Linked DNA regions of Homo sapiens: region 1 is linked to region 2. Evidence: chromatin loops called from intact Hi-C (ENCODE). Cell type or tissue: dorsolateral prefrontal cortex. All regions are shown on one strand. Each heading gives the region's core, and the rest is flanking DNA. Links, peaks and the distances in the headings are about the cores only. Region 1 overlaps NEDD4L (NEDD4 like E3 ubiquitin protein ligase). Region 2 has its middle 45 kb from the start of LINC01897.

Region 1 (10,871 bases), core at 3,637-6,136, 180 kb after region 2:
CACATGAGCAAAATTTCAGTTTATGTGGAATTTAAGATTAACAGATTAAAAGGTAAAATTCTCTCCCTGGTACCAAAAAAAAAAAAAAAATCCATGTACTCCCTCTCTCTCTTTTTTTTTTGTTTTTTTTTTTGGAGATGGAGTCTCGCTCTGTCCCCCAGGCTGGAGTGCAGTGGCATGATCTCGGCTCACTGCAAGCTCCGCCTCCCAAGTTCACGCCATTCTCCTGCCTCAGCCTTCCGAGTAGCTGGGACTACAGGTGCCCGCCACCACACCTGGCTAATTTTTTTTTGTATTTTTAGTAGGGACGGAGTATTCCCTCTCTTGACTGATGTTTCAGCAGTATGTGGACAGATTCTTTTTTAAGGTAAATGACCAGGGGCTTGTAATATGAGTGTCACTTAGGCAACAGGACATTTCAATGAAATGGTGATGGAAATAGGTTCTTTTTGTAGATTGTGAGCTCTTGGGAGCATGGATTTTGCTAAATATACTGATTTTTAAATTTTTTTGACATCTAGCATGGTGCATTTCACATAGGAGTTTTTCAAGAAGTACTCATTTCACAGGCATCTTGAATGATAGATGTTTGGTAAGAACTGCGCAAGACAGTGTACTAATCACTCATTCTCATTCAGCCTCTCAAGCTATCATGGTTGGTTAGTAATAACATTTCAAAATTATATTTGTCCCTTAGGCTAGCAGAGAATACTGTTTAACAGGTTTTTCTTGAAAAGTAGGAGTAGCGAGCTAGAGTTGTCTCTAGGTGGGGTAAATAAAACATCTCCCACCCCACCCAAATTGAAGCTGAATACCTTCAATTCACTACTGTGCGCATATTCATGTTTCATGCTGAGCAGTTCACTTGAGACTTTCTCACGGAAAGAAGTGCGATACAGTTGGTGGTAGTCTTATATTTGCTACGTGCTCATGTGTTGTCTGATGATAGAATGCAGTGGTCAAATATTGCACAATTTACGCCAGAGGAGGAGAATTCCCATCAACTCTCCAACCATCATAAATACTTTATTCCACACAATAAGGAAATTGAACTTTTCAGAAGAATGATATAGAACATCTAAAATAGGTTAAACTTGGAGGAATTATACTGTCCATTGTAAAATTGGAGCCACTCTTGAAAAATTGCTGCATGCCCCACTGAATGCTAGAGCAAGACATGCAGTCCCAGCTCCAGGGGCTTCCAGAGTGATTGAGGCAGGGCTGTGGGCTGCTTTCCTGAAGCCTGACTCCTTTCTTTCCTCATTACACTGCCACAGATGGTGGCAGATACAGCATGGATTGGCATAAGTCACTCTCTACTACCTGCAGAATAAAGGCCCAATTTCCTAGTGCAGCTTGCAAAGTCCTTCTCATCTGCCACCTTCCTGCCTTTGTGATTTCTCCTCCTGGGACTCCTGCACCCCCTTTTTTTTTTTTAATTTTTCTTTTCTTTTTTTTGAGATAGGGTCTCCATCTGTTGCCCAGGCTGGAGTGTGGTGGCGCGATCATAGCTTATTGCAGGCTTGACCTCCTGGGCTCATATGATCCTCTTGCCACAGCCTCCCAGATAGCTGGGACCACAGGCACATGCCACCCCGCCTGGCTAATTTTTTGTATTTTTTTATAGAGACGGGATTTCTCCATGTTGCCCAGGCTGGTCTCGAGCTCCCGGGCTCAAGCGATCTGCCCGCCTCAGCCTCCTACAGTGTTGGGATTACAGACGTGAGCCACTGCACCCAGCCACTCCTGCACCCTTACCTTTTCGCCGCCCTGGCCGGCTGGACGACTGCACCCATTTCACCCGGCATTCTTGTGCCTGACTGTGCTCTGGCCATTTCCTGTGTCTGGAATACCCCCATTCTCCCATGCTCAGCCCCGTGGACTGTGTTTATTCGTAATCACACCTCAGAGCCCTTCCCCTTCTCCATGGACTCCACCCCTGCTGTGTAGATGGCCCCAACATCATTTTGCTGAGTGGAGTGCCACTGCAAGGCATGGCATGGAGGAGCCTGACTGCATAGGTGGCGGCACCTTGAGGGCCTTACAGACCTGGCAGTTGAAGGTATGGGCTAGAAGACAGATGATTCCAAATTACGGCTAAGAAATAGGTAGGCTGTAAGGCTTGATTGCCGTGAATGCCTCTAGAAAGAGCACTTAAAAAAAAAAAAAAAAAAGAAGGGATTTCCCTGTTCATGGCCTATGAGTTTAAAAACAAGCACCCCATGTCATTAGCCCTTTGCTCACCACAGAGTTGCTGACACATTAGACGATCTAGATATGTGTCTGAGATTTTGGATGCCTATTGATTGTGTATTCACTTAGACTTTGGTGCTTTTCTAGATGTTTCACAAGTTAAGATGTTGTTAAGAGGTTCTCATTGTTTTATTCCTATGTTCTTTCCTTCCACTCCCAACTCACTCCGATGTCACTCATCTGGGTTCTTCTGCTCCTGCCTGGGCTGCTTAGTATTTATTGAGCTACACACTGTGCTTGGCACCCAGGGCCATGGAGGCAGGCAAAGAGGGGGGACATTTATTCAGCAGCTTCTTACTGAGGGTATGGGTGCCAGGTGCTCGCTCTGGGAAGGTGCAAATGAAATGGATGATGGCTGAGCCTGAAGAATTCCCAGGGTGAACAGATGGGGGGAAGCCAGTTCGGGCAGAGGGAGTGGCAAAAGCTGCTGCTTAAAGTCGTTGCTCCCACCGCGTGGGGAGTAATTGGATCTGTCTGCAGCACTGAGGCCTGGACAGGAAGATGGGACTGGAATGCAGAGGGGCCTTGCAGGGCTCAGTCGGGGCCAAAGGGCAGAGAGGCAGGGCACAGAGAGAAGCTGTGGCCGCCTTGGTTGGTCCCATGGAATCCTCGCCCATTGGGGCCATGGGCATTGATCGACACTGTGGAGCTTGAAATCTCACCAGGTGGAAACATCTCTGCCAGCCCTGTAATCATTTCCATAGTTTCTTCTGGTTCTTTTCATGAACATTTTCCAATATTTTTATTTGAGCATTAATAAAAGGTTTGCCTATATACTTAAATTTCTGCCAGAAAGCTTTGACTTCCGTGATCTAGAGCAAGCTTGTGCAACCACAAGCAGGTCACATGCAGCCCAAGATGGCCTTGAATGTGACCCAACACAAATTCGTAAGCATTCTTAAAACATTATGAGCCTTTTGTGTGATTTTTTTTTTTTTAAACTCATCAGCTGTCATTGGTGTTAGTGTATTTTATGTGTGGCCCAAGACAATTCTTCTTCTTCCAGTGTGGCCCAGGGAAGCCAAAAGATTGGACACCCCTGATTTAGAGTTTTAGGACTTAGGTTTTGGGAATGCCAAATGTTTACATGGAAAGGCTCATCCATTAGGATGAGCATGGTTTTCCTCATGAACTCCTTGGTAGAACCTAATGTTAGTGTGTGGCTCTTTTCCTTTATTATTTTCTTCTGTACAGGGTACTTTATAACCAATAGCTGTTTCTGAAAATATGGGAAAACTATTTTTGAATATTGAATCAATTACATTTTCAGGGTAGTTTGATAAAAGGCATTCTGTGGTCATCTTTATCTAAAACGAATCCTCCTGGCCTTAGTGTGATTATTTTATTTTATTTATTTTATTTTATTTTATTTTATTTTATTTTATTTTATTTTATTTTATTTTATTTTATTTTATTTTATTTATTTGACAGAGTCTTGCTCTGTCACCCAGGCTGGAGCGCAGTGGCGCAGTCTTGGCTCGCTGCAACCTGCACCTCCCAGATTCAAGCAATTCTCCTGCCTCAGCCTCCCGAGTAGCTGGGATTACAGGCATGCACCACAATGCCTGGCTAATTTTTGTATTTTTAGTAGAGATGGGGTTTTGCCATGTTGGCCAGGCTGATCTTGACCTTAGATGATCCACCCACCTTAGCCTCCCAAAGTGCTGGGATTACAGGCATGAGCCACCCCACCTGGCCTTAGTGTGATTTTGTATTTTATGTTGTGAGTTTTGTTTTTAAAAAAGAACATCAGTAAGTTCAGAAACCAACTCCATGCTTATTTGCTGTAATGAATTTTTCCCTTACATTGGAAAAACACAGTTCCATCTGTCCTGAAGGCCCATAAGTCACAGAATGCGGTGTGTTGGAATGTGAAATCCTTTCAGCCTTGCAGAATCTTTATCATTGTGCTAAATTGCCATGTGGAAGAATGGCAGGTGGCAGTTAGAACTTAGGGCTTTCTATTTATTCTCTTTCTATTTTGCATTAGTCAGTTAAGGTTCTGATCTTCAGAACTTTGTATGAAAGTCAGTGCTTCATACAATTTCACATCAAACTGTGGCATTGCAAGAGGCAAACCATTTGGAATTCTTCCTTAAATTACAAAAAGAAAAAAAAAAGTGAATGCACGAAGATTGTTTTGTTCGCAAGACTTATGACACAGCCCTCCAGCTCTGTGGCTTTTCATTCTGATGGGAAGGAAATGAGACCATTGTAAATGACTGTTCAGAATATTAGTGCCAGCTCCATGCCAAGTGCTGTTAAGAACATGGAGAGAGCATTCGAGTGTTTGCCTCTGAATTTTTGCCCAGGCCATAGTTCGCAGTTGGCCGGCAGGCTGCAAGGGCCATTCCAAGTGGGAGAAGCATTCCATCCCTGGGACAAGTAAACAGAACCTAAAACAAACACATGTTTAGTTGAAGTGATACAGCACCAGGCAAAGTGTTCTACTTTTAATGAGTGAAGGACATCAGAAACAAAGGATCAGAGCCCCCCACGTTGCATTCTCAACTAATTATAGCACTAAGGCAGGAATCCTTGGCCCTTTATCTGGAGTGAGTCAGAGAGTATATCATGCCTTATCTAAAGTCTAAAGTTAATTGAGCCCAAGGCCCTTCTGAATAGACACACACTGTAATCAGATATACAGATGGAGTGGGAAGAGGTAAATGGTTTCAGATGCCAGCCTGGTGTAGTTGCATGCCGGAGGGGACTTAAAGGAAACAGTGAGAAGTATTAGAAAACTGTAGTTGACCAGGTATGGTGGCTTATGCTTATAATCCCAGCACTTTGGGAGACTCAGGCTGGAGGATCGCTTGAACCCAGGAGTTCAAGACCAGCCTGGACAACATAGCTAGACCCCATCTCTACAAAAAATAAAAAATTAGCTGGATGTGGTAGTGAACCTATAGTCCCAGCAACTTGGGAGGCGGATGTGGGAGGATCGCTTGAGCCTGGGAGGTCAAGGCTACAGTGAGCCATGATCACGCCATTGCACTGCAGCCTGCGCGACAGAGTGAGATTCTGTCTCAAAATAGCAACAAAAACAAAAACCAAAAGTATAGTTGCAGAGAATGGCTTTCCCTGCTTAGTTTTATCCAGATGACTGTTAGAATAGTGGTGAAGAATCTGACAAGTGGCAGAATGCAGGGCCATGGGAAGGGGGAGAGTTCATGCCTAAGGTCAGCTGAGCAGAGGAGACTTGGAGAACTGAGAGGGGATCCCTCTCCTGTGTTTGTTGGGAGGGACAGAGCCTGTTGCCCAGCCTGCAGGTGTGGGAGGGACCCTGCAAGAAGTCCCTTTGGTCACCCTCTTCAGGCCCCACATTGCCTGATGAGGTTCAGACTCCTAGGCCTATGAAGGGTAATAAGGCCCGTCTGTTCCTGCCTTTACTTTTCTTCTATCAGTTTCTAAGCACTCTCAGCCTCCGGGCCTTTGATCGTGGAGCGCCATGATACAGTGGCGTTGTCCTGAGTGGTTAGAGGTGTGAATTCTCGAGGCCGACTGCCTGGGTTTGAATCCTTGCTTGGCCATCTTCCAGCTGTGTGACCACTCTATGCCTCAGTTTCCTCATCCGTATGATAGGAATAGTGGCAGTACCTATTTCATGGTGTTATTGAGCTGTACAGTTGCTAGCTGCTGCCATCATCATTGTCATTTCCTCATTTCTTTTAGACCCAAACTCTCACACTTTCCGGAATTATTTCTGGAGCCCCCCAGAAGGAATTGGTCTCTTTTATTCTAGATTCCCTAAGAGGCACAGAGGGATACTAGGGTGAGAAGATAGTGGTGGCTCACAGTCATCACTCTGTACTTACTAGTTTTGAAAATGTATCAAATTGCTGACGTCTCTGAGCACCAGTTTCCCAATGTGTTAAAGAAGGATGGTGATACCCAACCCATGTCACAGGGTTTCGTCAGTAAATGCTAAACCATGTGGTAAGCAGATGTTCTCAGTGAGCACCAGGTCACTATTATTATGTTACTTGTCATGACGAGTTTTACTTGCCACCTTGTATTATAGTTGTGATGACTATCTTTTTTCTAGCTCCACATTGGGACACATGAAATTATAGAGTTAAATGAACTCATTTGTAGATACTTGAAAATTGTAATAATCTTTGAATATCTGTACCTGTTTGTGTCCAGATTCTTCTGGTTATTTTGACTTCCTTATACCCCAGTGTCCTTTTTTTTTTGGAGACAAGTTTTTTTCTCTTGCACAGGCTGAAGTGCAGTGGTGCCGTCGTAGCTCACTGCAACCCTGAAGTCCTGGGCTCAAGCAAATCCCAGTGCCTTATAAGCAGGCTTCCTCAAGGCCTGTTGTCTTACTCATCTGTATTTTCCTTATAGCATCTAGGTCAGTGCCTTGCTTATAATGGGCATTTGGCAAATGTTTGTTGAATGCATTTATCATTACTTAGTAATAAATACTAAACTATTTTTTAATGGGAAAATAGGCAGGTTTGGGTTCTCATGCACATGACCCACATTTGTCGAATGTCTGCTGTGTACCAGCCAGCAGCTTTCTTCCTTTAGTGCTATTTCCTGTTAGAGTGGGATAGTGGTATTTCAGTCCACCTGATGACCATTTAGGCCAATCACATGTTAATGGGAATTGAATGCATGCATTAAACACAACACCAGCGGGTGCTGTCCACATTAAAACCAGGAGGTCTGCTTCATTGGTTCTTGACTATATTGAAAGAGTTGGAAATCTGACCTGGGCATTTGAGGTAGACTCTAAGGGGTGTAAGACGGCCCTTTGTTTTAGAGACTTAGGATTGGTGTGAGTGACTGGCAGGGACTGCTTTAGTGCCCAGACCTTTAGTAGCACAGACACAATATAGGAAAACTCTTCAAGGAAAACCAGCCCCAAATAAGAGAGTAGGTAATGTTCTGCTTCTCTTGCTTTATATTCTGCTTGCTTTACAGAATAATCTGAGATAGCTAATAATCAAAGTGCAGGTCCCCCAAAATGAAAGTGATCATCATAGAACCAGAAAAGAAGGGATAAAATACTGATTTCAAGGACTCCTGAAGCCAATGGCAGCTCTGAGTTTCCTGGCAGCCAAGACAAAGACAGAAGCATGCTGGGATGATGCATCCTCGGGCTCGGTAAAGGAAGCACAGGACCTGCCTGCTGCTGTGGGCTCAGGGAAGTGAGTACTATTTTCCCTGTCTGGAGTGGGGAGGAGCACTTGTCTGTGGTAGGGTGAGGAGGACCACTTCCTTGGGCTATCAGTCATTAAGGCCCCTTAACATCATGGCCGATTCTGAAATTACCTCTGAAAGTTGAGATTTATGTTAGACTGTAGCTCTCAAGCCAGTTCCCTTAGAGGCCAGAGTAATGACAGTGTAATTTACTTGCCACCTGCTTGAGAGAGACAATTGGTGGTTAAGGGACTTTCCCAAGGTGATAAATTGTTTTAGCAAACAGATCCAGAGGACAGCTCCTTTCCCCTGGTCTATGTATGCCTTTTGAACGCCAAGACCTTATCCTAAACTCAAGTTTCACGAATAGGATTAAAATACCCTTTGGGGACCTTTCTTACATTGAGAACAGAGGCTGGGCCACAGCTTGGCTAAAGCATTCCAGATCTCTCTTCTGAGCAAGAGATTTTGACTTGTTCATAAACCAGGCTCTCTCTCATAGTGGGCAAGGCCTTAAAAACAAACAAACCTGCAAAACCTGAGGAAACATCTTCCTCCTACGTACTTAGCTGATGTAGGCATTAATGGAAATGGATATTGGAGTGGGAGGCTCCTTTTAGGGGGCAGAAAAGAAAGAATGTTTTTATTTTTAATTAAAAAAATATTTTCTTTTGAGACAGGGTCTTGCTCTGCCATCCAGGCTGGAGTGCAGTGGTGCGAATATGGCTCACTGCAGCCTTGACCTCCTTGCTCAAGTGACCCTCTAGCCTTGGCCTCCCGAGTAGCTGGGATGACAGGCGCACACCACCATGTCTGGCTAATTTTTGTATTTTTTGTAGAGATGAGGTCTCACTGGCTTGCCCAGGCTGGTTTCAAGGTCCTGGGCTCAAGGGATCCTCCCTCCTTTGCCTTCCAAAGTGCTGGGATTATAGGTGTGAGCCACCGTGCCTGGATGAAAAAGAAATAACTTGATTATGGGTTATGGAAGTTTAGCAATGGCTTCAAAAAATGTCAGCAGGGAATGGATGTCTTTTTCTATCAGATGAAATTTCAGTAGTCATCTGATACAGCCAACCAGGAGAAGGAAAACTACTAAGTAGAAAGACTTAGATAAGTGGAGTCGAACATCTCTGGGCTTAAAAGGAGCATCACTCCTGGCATATTCAGCGTGGCCCAGCTGTGTTTCTCTGAGGGCGATGTCCTCCTCAGGGTCTGTGAATGGCTGAACTCAGAACAAGGCTTTTGCAATCTGCGCCTTCTGAATACAGTTTTTGTTCTGTTGGTTTAATTTGCATTTGGTGTCTGGAGTGCCTGGTCATGGAAAGAGCCCGTTCTTTGTTTTGGGTAATGAGGGCTGAGGTTTCCAATAAGTATTTCTCGGTTCCGTCCGTGTCGAGTGTCATTTGAGTAGCAAGTGACTGTTGCTCATTGCACTGGGCCTGCGAGCCTCCATTTGCACATTAGATTTTTGCATACCCTGCAATTAGTAAATTACAGAATGACATCATGAAATAGAAAACTGTATTCCCAGATGGAAATGCTTTCCGTATTCTATGCATTTTTATTCAAAGGCAGATGCATTTGTAAACCTCTTTGGATGGTTGTTCTGCCTTTGTCAGTTACTTCATAGCAAATGTCAACTGTAAACCAAGAGAGAGAATGAGCCAGGATGGAGAACTTTTTTTTGTTTAATTGTGTCATGTTGGGTGCTTTTTGGAAAGTGGGTGAATTATTCATGATGACATGAATGGGGGTATTATTTTAAATTAGTATAGAAGCAAATGGTTCACAACCCATTTATTAAGACCCTAATGTTGATGTGGCTACCAAGAAGCTTTACCAGCAAGGGCCAGTGTGTTGCCTTCCTTGGTTGGTTAGTTTTTCTACATCCACTTAACTCCTAGCCTAATTTTATCTTTTTTTTCCTCTGTTTTTCTTTCCCTGAATGTTTATTTAAGCTCTGATAAATCATTTTGAATTAAGGTCGGGTATGTATTTCCTTTCTTCTCATCTTCTTCCCCCTCCATGACTGCCTGCATTTGAATACATTTCCATTGTGTGAGAGGCAGTAATGGTACAGAGGGGTGGGGGGTGGTGACTGCTTGGTGAGCTGTGGCTCACATGTCTCCAGAGACACAGGGCCTAGGAAGACTGATTAAAAATCAACTTTTAACTACTATAACGGCTCACTTTCCTGAAACTTGTTATGCTGTAACCCCACCTATTGAAGACATAATCAGAACCAGAAAGTGAACAAAATTGACCCTGGAAATATGTGGCAAAAATTCTGTGCAATAAGTATGATAACACTTTTCTTTCAGTGAATTCTCTCTCAGGGCCCACTCACAGAACCAATTTTGACATCAAATTTTCTTCCTTTTAAAAATACAGTTAACCCCCACCCCCATCTGCAGGTTCTCCCTCTGCAGATTCAACCAACTGCAGATTGAAGATATTCAGAAATTTAGAAAAATGAAAAATAACAATATAACAAAAAGTAATGCAAATAACGCAGTATCACATCTATTTATGTAGCACTTGTGTTGTATTAGGTATTATATGTAATCTAGAGATGATTTAAAGTATATGAGAGGGTGTGTGTAGGTTATATGCAAATCCTATACCATTTTATGTCAGAGACTTGAGGATCTGTGAATTTTAGTATCCTCAGGTGTCCTGGAACTACTCCACCATCAATGCTGAGGGACAACTGTATATAATATAAAATAAATAAAATATGTACTGTAAAATTGTAATCTTGAAAGTTTGATCCTGTGGCAGCTGCTATTTTCAGGCAGCTCAGCCTTTGTTTGCATGCTCAAAACCAGCTTGTGATTTGGTTTCTAAGATCACGGCTGGCTTATTATCTGTGCTGGCTTATCATGACAGTGGCTCGGTGTTATGGACACAGTGAGCATTTGGTGTCGATACTCCCAGAATGAACTGAGTAGAATGGACAGGAGACTGACCTTTGTCTATTTGTCTATGTAGCAGTAATGCCACTAACTTGTTGCAGTGCTCTTTATCCTCAAACTATTTGCTATATATAGTAATGCTTAAATTACATATATTATATATATTACATATACATATTATATATGTGGATATATTATATATTATAATTATATATAATATATATAATTATATATTATATAGATGGTTCTGACTTTGCACAGTTCTGATATGCATGAGTTGCAATTACCATGATTTAAATAATACCAGTTCCCCAACAACTCTAGTCAAATCTCAGTTACCCCCGTGTGTTAATTGAGTAATTGCATGAAGTACACAAGCTTGCTGCTAGTGCTTCAGTATACAACTCACCATGTAAATAACAGATGCATGTCAGAATCCGTGGCCAATCACAGCACTTCTTTCAAAGCCCATGGGTGATTGGTCAGTGCACATGTTCCTTAGTTCATGCACAGACAGCAGAGTGTGTAGTTCTGTGGCCTTCTTGGCTA
Region 2 (10,871 bases), core at 3,498-5,997:
GGGACCTGGGCATGTGGGCAACGGCATCATGGCGCTCACAGAACTCTTTAGAGGATACACTGAAGGGCACCAATCCCTGACAATTAGCAAGTCAGGATCGAAGCCAACATAATTCGAGTATTTCATGGAAACAATATCTAACTACAAACAGCTGGGTCTTCAACAGGTGGGAAACACTGGGAATTGAAGACTTGTGTTCAGAAATTCTATCTACCAGCTCCCAGCCATGGGACTTCAGGCAGTTCCCCTGCGCCACCCAGTCTCGGTGCCTCATACGACAAACAGGTGCCTGACATTTACCCTACAGACCTCTTGAGGTTGTTGTTTTAAGTAGCAAAGGCAATAAAGCTCACGTATATTTTGTAAATGGTAAAATACTTTGCAGACTTAACACACTATTTTATCTTGGAAAGTTTTTCCAACTGAAATGATGAACCAGGTTAAACATTTTTTGACTTTTACCTGTGATCCTAACAGGCACTCTGGGGGATTCTATCTGGCAAGTGTGGGAAACACAGCTGGCATCTCTCCTGGTCCACTGGCCTCCCATGGGGGGAAGGACAGTCCCTAGGAAGCAGCCCATGGATATAGGGAGGAGGTGTGGGGTGGCACACTCATCTCTGACTTACAGGAAAAACAGAAACTTTCTCTAAAGCAAATAAAATGCAGAAAATGCAGCTCAGCATATAACCAAGATAACCAAGCAGAGAAAAATATTTAAGTCACAAATTGGCAGTTTAAGGAGTATCAGCATTCTGAGGGAAAATTCAGGAGACAGCTGATGAATCCACAAGTTCTTACTCAATTAACTTTAATTGGCTAGTATCTGATAGGCAGCTGTTTTAGGCAGGGCATGATGGAAGTTATAATGTTAAACAGAAATAGATGTCAGCTTTGCCCTTAGGGAACCATATATATATATATTTGTTTTTGTTTTTGTTTTTGTTTTAAGAGACTGGTCTTGCTCCGTCATCCAGGCTGGAGTGCAATGGCATCATTATAGCTCACTGCAGCCTCGAACTTGTGGGCTCAAGCACACTGCAGCCTCGAACTTGTGGGCTCAAGCAATCTTCCTACCTCAGCCTCCCAAGTAGCTGTGACTACAGGTGTGTACCATCACCCCCAATTAATTTTTAAAATTTTTGTAGAGACAGAGTCTTGCTATGTTGCCCAGATTGGTCTCGAACTCCTGGCCTCAAATGATCCTCCTGCCTCAGCCTCCCAAAGCACTGGGATTACAGGAGGAGCTGCAATTTTTGAGAGAGAAAAATTGACATGTGCAAGAGCAGCAACAGGCCAAACATGAGCCATGAGATCCTACACCTATACCATCCAATATGGGAGCAGGCCATGAGCCACATATGGGCAGTGAACTCTAGAAATTCAGGCCACTTTGAGAGGTGCTGCACATGTAAAATACACTCCAGAGTCCAAAAGCTTGGTACAAAAAAAGAGAATGTAAAATGTCTCATTAATCAATTTCACACTGATTACATGTTGGAGTGATATTTTTAGTATATTGGGTTAGATAAAAAATATTAGTAAGTTTTTTTTAAAAAATGCTTTTCATTAAACATCAGTTATCTGATACATTTATTTATGTGGGATCCTCCTACCCAAATAAGCTTTAATTAGATGTTGTTGTGCTCCTGTTAAATTCAATTCTGTGGAGTTTAGCACCACTGCCAAGAGCCTCCTTCTTAGCACGTCTCTTCTTCCTCTTTAGCGGCAGTTCTCAAAATGTAGTTAGAAGGCAGAGACTCTGTTTTCACCTGAATTTAATCTAAATCTGATTCCAATCAAGATCCAGATAAAATGCTTGTTACTTATCTCAGCAGCTAGTTTCCCAGATTCAGGGAGTAACATAAAACACCTGCCTAGCAATAGCAGAATTCTAATGTTTTGAATGCCTTGGGCCAGGGACACTTTTGTCACTATTCAGTTTCAGCCATCAATGAAAACTCCTTCTTCTTAGCTACCTGGTATGGACGGTTGACTAACTGGTTGAAAAACAGTCAACAGTCTGGTTAGCGTCTTTGAAGCTTCCTGAGGATGTGTACCACTCAGTCATACCTTCACCGTGCTTACAAGAGCATCTGTTGTGTATGTAGTGGCTGCCCCACAAGTAGTTGTATTGATAAATTCTAAATGTTGCTATTCTTTTTTTTTTTTTTTAAAGAGTCTCCTTTTTTTTTTTTTTTTTTTTTTTTTTTTTTTTTTTTTTGAGATGGAGTCTTGCTCTGTCGCCCAGGCTGGAGTGCAGTGGCGTGATCTTGGCTCACTGCAAGCTCCGCCTCCTGGGTTCACGCCATTCTCCTGGCTCAACCTCCCAAGTAGCTGGGACTACAGGCGCCCGCCACCAAGCCCGGCTAATTTTTTGTATTTTTAGTAGAGACGGGGTTTCACCGTGTTAGCCAGGATGGTCTCGATCTCCTGACCTCGTGATCGCCCGCCTCAGCCTCCCAAAGTGCTGGGATTACAGGCGTGAGCCACCGCGCCCGGCCTAAACGTTGCTATTCTTTAGAAAGGCTAAAGTCCAGCCCCTGAAAGAAGCCTGGAGGCTAATGTTTTCTCTTTCAAATGGTTAGTGATGAAAACTGAACCCTTTGGAGATTCTGATTTTATTCTGCTTATAAAAGCTAAACTTGAACTTCACTGGATAGGGTGGATTGTATGCAGGTCCTGATAAAATCCCTACACAATTTCCCTCCCTTCTAGGCTGACCTGCCGTGCCTGCAGCCCACAAGCCACCCCCTTCTTTTCCCACGCATGGCCCAAAGCTACGAGCTCTCAGAGTTTTTCCTTCTTGCAGCACGAGATGACACAAAGATAGGTTCTGGCAGTTGCAGGTACGTTCACCTCAGCAATTCTAGAAAATGCCTTGTAATTACTAAGCAGAAAGCACACAATCTGAGGGGGCTGGAGAACTAAGTCTTCACATAACAAAATCTGCTTCTATATGGCATTTTATATCTTCCAGTGTGATGGGGAAATGGGAACGCTTTGAACAGCTGACCAGATGAATTTTAAACAAGAATTGGTAAAAATTGGACTATTAGAGATTTTGAGCATTTTCTTGTGGATTTATTGGCCATTTGTGCATCTTTGTGAAGTGTCTGTTGAGGTTTTTTTCTGCCATTTTAAATTGGGTTGTTTGTCTTTTTATTGTTGGCATGTATGCATTCTTTAAAAATTGAGATGTAATTAAAGCCTAAAAGCATTCTTTATATATTTTAGATACAAGTCATTTGCGAAATATATGTGTTCCAAGCATTTTTTTCCCAGCCAGTGGTTTGTCATCTCTTTTCATGAGCTGAAATTTTACATTTTGATAAAATCCAATTTTTTTTATGGTTAGTGCTTTTTGTGTTCTGTCCAAGGACTCTGCCCACCCCAAGGTCATGAAGTTATTATGCTTTATTTGAGTAATTTTGTGGCTGTGGTTATTACATTTAGGTGTATGATCTATTTTGAATTAACTTTGATAAATGGAGTGAGATAGGGATTGGAGCTCATTTTTTTCCACACATATATCCAGTTGTTCCAGCAATATTGTTAAAAAGACTTTCCTTTCCCCATTGAATTAGCACCAACAACTGGAAATAATCCAAATGTCCAGATATAGGTAAATGGATAAACACATTTTAGTCTATTCAGTGGAATAATGGAATAATAAAATACATTCCATCATTGGATTCTAATTCCAGTAATAGAATACATTCATGGAACAATGAAATATATTCAGCAAATTTTTTTAAAAAGCAAACTATAAATACATGCAACAAGCTGAATGAATCTCAAAGACATTATTTGAATGAAAGGAGCTAAAAGCAAAAGAGTTCTTACTGTATGCTTCTACATACATGAAATTCTAAAACAGACACAACTGATTCTATAGTAACAGAAAGAAAATCAGCAGTTTCCCGGTTGAGGGTAGGGATGGAAACTTTTCTGGCACGATGAAAATGTTCTATATCTTGTTTTGAGTGTTGGTTACATGGACATTTACAATTGTCAAAGTTTATTTGTCTGAAACATCTAAGGGCTACACGTTTCACTGTGTGTTAATTACACCTCCATTTAAAATATATTAAAGAAAAAAAAGGATTAGAATGTGAACCTTCCTGGACTGTACCTTACAATAAATAGCGAAATTCCTCTCTCTCCGCAGATGCCTTGCTGTTGGAGGCTGGGAAAGGAAGATGAAATGTGCAGAGCCCTTGACTTCTCCCTTTTCTTAAGACTGTGGGATAAATTTTTCAAAACATTGGCTAGGAGACTTGCATTCAAAACCAGCTGAGTAAATAATGGGGCTTTGGTGAGTTGTTTTTTCCCTTCTGTGTTTGGAAATTTGAGCCTGGTGTATCTTTTTCAAGCACATCTCATTTAGAGGATAATTTACATTTGCACAAAATCATGGCTACAGCCCATCTGCTCAACGATTATGTAAGATCCAACACTCATTAGAGTGTGACATGCATTGATCTTAGTGAGCATATGAACTTGTGTGCTTGGGATTCAAGTTCTTCTAAAATAACTTCCAGCACCAACCAGCTACCATAGCCTGTTGTTTCTGACATTTTCCTTGGAACATGACAGTTAATATCCATTTGAAAGAAACTAAATTATTGGGGGGCTTTAAATTCCTAATGGCTATAGCAGATTTTCTGGTAGAGTTAAGCAAGATTGAGTTGGCAGTTGTGAAAGGGCGGAGGCTAGAAGGAGAGCTGTTTGTTTTTTGTACCTGATGGTTTTATCACCAAAGAGTATTTGTAATAATGAAACAGCTGGAGCAGTAACATGATTCATATTAATATATGCATGTAAATGGGTTAGGAATGGAATTAACATAATTTCTGTGCTCTGGTTTTCCCTTAGAAGTGGAGACTACTGGTTTATTTACAGTCTGCAATGAGCACAGCCAGGCAGTTCTGCTGCTGGACAGATGGCAGGGAAGGCCAGGCCATGTGCTGTGGATCAGGGGGTGAATGTGAACATGACGGTGGATGGCACAGCTCTGCAAAGGGGCTGGCCAGAAGCAGAGAGCAGATGAAAACAAAGGTTCCTTTTGTCTCCCAGAGTTCTTAGCCCTTCCCATTTAGTCCCTTTGTCCTAGTTCCTCCTGCCAGGGCTTTGCAGAGAAGGGGAGTGGGGAGATACAGGGAGAGGCCAGGACCAGGGGTTCCAAGGCAGAACCTCGTGGGAGGAAGTGACCAGAGGAGGGGCTGCAGTCACTAGACTCAGGGCACTGGCAGGAAGCAGGAACTGTGACCAGGTGAGAAGGTGGGCTCAGAGACACTGGAGAGGAAGGACAGGTCGAGGAAATGGTCCACAGGCCAGTCAGCCTCTCAAAGCTGAGGGAGGCAGGCAGTGAGAGGGCCCAGGAAACACCCTGCTATCAGGACAGAAATCTGGCCGGGGGACAGGAAGTTGAGTGTGACGCACCAGGAGACTTTGAAGCCTGTGATACCAAGAGGAAATCCTAGGCCATTTAGCAAAGAACAGAATTTGGCCCCACGACACAGAGGCCCTTGGGAGGAAAGTGAATGCCTAAATAGAAAACAGGCCTGGGGAGGCCACTATAGGGTGGTCTTCTGTATTTTTTCCCTCTCCGTTTTCCATTATAATTCATCTCCTTCCAAGGCCAGGTTCACTCCCACGATAAGAGAGGCAAAGCCCCTGGTCAGAAGGGAAGAAGCCTCCATCCCCAGCCCATGTCTGTCTGTCTCATTTGTGTGTGTGTGTGTCTTGGGGGGAAGTGAATGGAGAAAGATACCGGAAGTATTACAGTGATGGTTGTCCCCCATGTGGGAACATGGAGTAAGAGGGAAAGTCATTTGAGGAACTGCCCAGCTGTTCTCCACCATGGCTGCACCATTTACATTCCCACTAGCAATGTATAAGAGTTACAATTTATCCCCATCCTCACCAATACTTTTTATTTTCTGTCTTTTTCATCTTAGCTATCCTCATGAGTGTAAAATTGTGAGTTTAATTTATATTTTTCTAATGACTAATGATGCTGAGCATCTTTTCATGTGCTTACAGGCTATTTATATATCTTCTTAGAAGAAATGTCTGTTTAAATCCCTTGCTCATTTTTAAATTGTTTTTTAAAAATTGTTAAATTGTAAGAATTCCATGTATATTCTGGATACAAATTCCTAGTCAGTAGACAATGTGCAAATATTTTCTTCCATTCTGTGGGGTGTCCTTTCACTTTCTTGGTAGTGTTCTTTGAAGCACACACATTTTTAATTTTGAAGGAGTCCAACTTAACTATTTTTCTTTGGTTGCTTGTGCTTTAGGCATCACATCTAAGAAACCATTGGCTACTCCAAGGTCATGAAGATTTATGCTCATGTTTTCTTCTAAGTGTTTTATAGTTTTATCTTTTACATACAGGTCTATGATCCATTTTGTGTTAATTTTTGTATACAGCGTGAGATGGAGTTGAAAATTCATTCTTTAGCATGTGGTTATGCAGTTGTCCTAGCACCATTTGTTGCAAAGACTCTTCTTTCTCCATTGAATTGTCTTTGTGACCTTGTCAAAAATTAATTAACCATAAATATAAAGATTTGTTTCTGGACTCTCAATCCTATTCCATTGATCTATATATCTATCCTTAGGCCAGTATCTTCCAGAGGCAAAAGATCATCAGGGTGGCTTTTAGCAGTGGGAATCCCAGAAGAGCCCACAAGGCACCCAATAGACACAGTCGTTTCAGAGAGTGCAAAGCCAGCTCACATGGTACCAGTGAAGGACCCTACAGGTGCTAGAGGATTTCTGGATGCACCATGAAAAGGGGACAGGACCCTTAGAGGGGAATAGAGTAGACTTTTTTCTTTACTCCCCATTACCAACAAGGTGGGGGCAAGCCTTTGCACTCAGCAGTAACTTGAGCACATGAGTTTTGCCCTAGACATTCTAAAGTGTTGTTTAGTGACATAGAGGATATGTATAGGACTTGATTACAGTTTTGCTTTGACTCTGGCCATAAGTACTTTTCTGGCTACATCTTACTCTTGCACTTGTCCTGCCTTGTCTTCCCAGCAGATCTCAGACTCTCTATGCCTGCCTCTCCCTGGCTCCATGTTGCACTGGGGTCCACAGTTCAGCTCAGCCAGGGTGTGTGATGGCCAACTCTCCTCATGCCTCCAGCCCTCCCTTGACCATCTCCACTCTGATATTCCCAGAGGCACTGGTTTCCTGGGGCTGCTGTTAGAAATTACCACAAACTTAGTGCCTTAAAACAACACAAATTTATTCTCTCACAGTTCTGGAAGTCAGAGTTTGAAATTAGTTTTATTGGATGAAAGTCAAAGTGTTGGTAGGGCTGGTTCCTTCTGGAAGCTCTAAGGGAGAATCTATTTCCTTGCCTTTTTTACTTCTAGATGCCACCTACATCCCTTGGCTCAGGTCCCCTTCCTCCATATTCAAAGCGGCCATGAAGCATCTTGCTTCTATAGTTGTATGTCTTCTGTCTTATATGGTCAAATCTCCCTCTGCCCTCCTCTTGTAAGGACACTTATGATTACATTTAAGACTTGGATAATCCAGGATGATGTCTTGATCTCCAGCTCAACTTAATCACACCTGCAAAGTCCCTTTGCTATATAAGGTAACACTCACAGCTTCTGGGGACTAGGACAACAGGGCATTAGTCAGCTTTCCACACCAGGTGGGATGCGTGCAGCTGTACTGGCTAATCAGAGCTGATGCCTGTTCTGACTGGTTGGGTTCTGTGCCAGGTGTCTATATTTTACTTCGCTCTGAGCAGTTATCAAATATTTTGAATATGATCCTTGTTGTCAGCCTTCTTTGTTAAAGAGATGAGTAGACATGAATCTGTAGAAGCCTGGGGAAACAAAGTGTGAAACCGATTGGTGTCCTCCTGTAAAAAAGGCAAGCGTGAGTCAAGAAAAGGAAAATCATACAATAGAAAAGTCCAGGGACAGGTCAGTCATATGGATCTGAAATATCTGAGATGGTTAAGAGAAAAGCCACAGAAAAGTGAAGAGCAAAGTGTCTTGGCCTGCTGAGCGGGTAATAAACAACAGAGAGCTTCCTGCAGTTTCAATTTAACCTGAATCCCACGTGGAGAGACAGCCTGGAGCCAACCAAGAAGGGCTTGTTTCTGTGCAAGAAAGATATGGTAGAGCCTAGGGCCAGCCTGGAAGCTGGACTCCGGATGAGACTGAACAGAATGAGCTAGAACTGAGATGCAAATGTAGGACATTTATTTCCCACACAGGTCCCTGAACCTGTACAGCAACTCCTGCCTTCCTTTGGTGGCATTGCCTCCCAGAGAGTAATCACTGGATCCATCAGTCACACAGAATCATTCCGGAGAATGGAGGTTCTGGGCCTCTTCCCATAATCATCAGACTCTCCAGGGGTGGGATTCTGGAATCTACATTTTAATAAGAACAGATAATTCTTAACATGCTAAAGTTCCCAGGCAGGAGCACTTTAACTGTTATATTTAGGAGACTTAGGAGCATAATCTTTTCATAGGATTCTGTACAAATGGTTTGGAGTCAGCCATGAATGCAAGTGAAATAGTCATAACCGTCATGGGGAGAGACCCCATAGTCATGTGAGACGTGAAGGTTTCTACCGCACTGGCCAACTGTGATTGATTGATGGTGGATACCTGGATCATGGTGTTGAGATAAATGATGAGGCTTTGCCTGAGCTGGGACAGGAAGAGAGCAGCAATTAATTAGTAATGTCTGCCATGGCTATAGGTTGGAGATGGTGGTTGGTGGTGAACAAGTGCCTCCTATCTGCCATTTTCTCCTAGAAAGACCTCACTGTACCTTCTCATTTTATGATGAGATGAAATGTACATACAAAACACTGGATAGAAACATACATGTACAGTTTGAAGAACAAAAATAAAACAATTCTTTAAAAATTGTCTCTAGTGAGCTGGTTCCAACATCTCCTTGGGTAACACGTTGCATTGTCTCACAACTTGCTTAATGTCTAATTTAAATAAATCCCTTTTGGCACAGTTTAAGTCCAGTCCCTTTCATTCTATCCTCAGAGAAAAACAGAACAGCTGCTCCTGCTCTCCTATTCAATATGCTTCCCTATTTTAAAGAATTCAGTTCTTCAGAAAAAAATTAATGAGACTCTTCTATTTTAATGAGTTACTTGTTTGGTGGATTGGCACTTTTCCTCCCCCAAGCTCAACATTCTTGGTTACAGAAATGAATTAGAATAGAACATTGAGAGTAGAAGGAATTTAGATGTCATTCAATTCTCTGTTTTCACAGATGGGACAAGAGGCCCAGGGAAATGGAGGACCTGACTTGCTCACACAGCAGAATCAGAACTAAGACCCAACCATCCTACCTTTCAGCTGAGAGTAACTTCTACCAGATCACGATATTTGGATACGCAGTGTGTTTTGAAGTTGGAGAAGAAATCCAAGACCAAACACGTATTGAGGTTTATTTTCCATCACCTCAGTGGCTTCCATTCTCCAGCTTCTGAGTCTTTTTGTTTGTTTTTGTTTTTTTGAGACATGGTCTCACTTTGTCACCAAGGCTGAAGTGCAGTGGTGCGATCTCCACTCACTGTAGCCTTGACCTCCCAGGTTCAAGTGATCCTCCTGCATCGGCCCCCCAAGTAGCATGGACTACAGGCACATGCCACCATGCCTGGCTAATTTTTGTATTTTTAGTAGAGATGAGGTTTCACCATGTTGCCTAGGCTGTTCTTGAACTCCTGGACTCGAACGATCTGCTTGTTTTGGTCTCTTAAAGTGCTAGGATTACAGGCATGAGCCACTGTGCTGGGCCTGGCTTCTGAGACTTTTTGCCAGAGGGCTTCAGACCCACACCTGGGGCAGGCCAAAAGCACTGGGGGCTTCATTCCCCAGGAGCAATGCTTAAGGAGTGTGGGTCGGGAATGGGTGGATAAATGCTCCTGATTCTTCACCGCTTCCTTGATGTCGTGATTCTGGGGTATGTGTTCCCTGGTGACTCAGAGGCTCCTCAGCAGATCTGATCCCCAGTTGCCCACCCCAGTGACTCTCTCGTTAATGTACCCTTCATGAACTTCCCTCCTGCCCTCTATCCTTTCCCTACTTCCTCATTATGCTTTCTGAGATTATCTCCCAAATAAATTATTTATACCCCCATCCTTCCTTCCGGACCTTCTTTTGGGGAAATGAGAACATTTCCATACTTATAAGACCATACTTATAAGAAAAGAGCATACCAGGAAGCTCGACCAGAGCTGTGAAGCCGGAAGTTTGCCTGCGAATGGATTTCCAATGCTGTAATCCTCAGGATCAGCTTTGCCACTCACAGAGCCAAGTACAAAGTGAAAATGGGGAGTCCCTGGTTGGGAAAGCACTAAGACTTTCAAGATGATGACAGCAGAGCATTAAACCATGGGCAGAGGCCAGGCATGAGGGCTCACGCCTGTTATCCCAGGACTTTGGGAGGCTGAAGCGGGCAGATGACTTGAGGCTAGGAGTTTGAGACCAGCCTGACCAACATGGTGAAACCCCGTCTCTACTAAAAATACAAAAAATTAGCCGGTCGTGGTGGCATGTGCTTGTAGTCCCAGCTACTGGGAGGCTGAAGCAGGAGAACTGCTTGAACCAGGGAGGCGGGGGTTTCAGTGAGCCAAGATCACACCACTACACACCAGCCTGGGTGACAGAGCAAGACTCTCTTTCAAAACAAACAAAAAAACAAACCCACAGCAGTGCTCTCCTGAGTATGCAGCCTGCAGCGTGAGTGACTACACAGGTTGCACAGCCATGAAGCTGGCCCCGCTAATCTCTCTGTAAGAATTACTGTAACACTGATGACACCATTTGCTGAGTCATTACTGTGTGCCAGGCA

Evidence for each region. Peaks named below come from ENCODE experiments on the same cell type or tissue, not always from the same donor. Only the 100,000 strongest peaks of a DNase experiment are listed, where the experiment ranks them.
Region 1: it touches region 2 in a loop (2.5-fold over the local background); 2 of 110 quality-filtered maps call a loop at or near these places.

Annotation. Positions count from the first base shown.
Region 1 is chr18:58,092,745-58,103,615 of GRCh38, forward strand. All of the region lies in intron 1 of NEDD4L (NEDD4 like E3 ubiquitin protein ligase), which reads left to right. Among named protein-coding and RNA genes, the nearest start is that of NEDD4L, 54 kb to the left of the region's middle. In dorsolateral prefrontal cortex, for the core only: no CTCF peak of the experiment used is centred there; no DNase peak of the experiment used is centred there.
Region 2 is chr18:57,911,097-57,921,967 of GRCh38, forward strand. No RefSeq gene overlaps it. Among named protein-coding and RNA genes, the nearest start is that of LINC01897, 45 kb to the right of the region's middle. In dorsolateral prefrontal cortex, for the core only: a CTCF peak has its summit at 4,973; a DNase peak (open chromatin) is centred at 4,985; H3K27ac peaks cover 2,063 bases.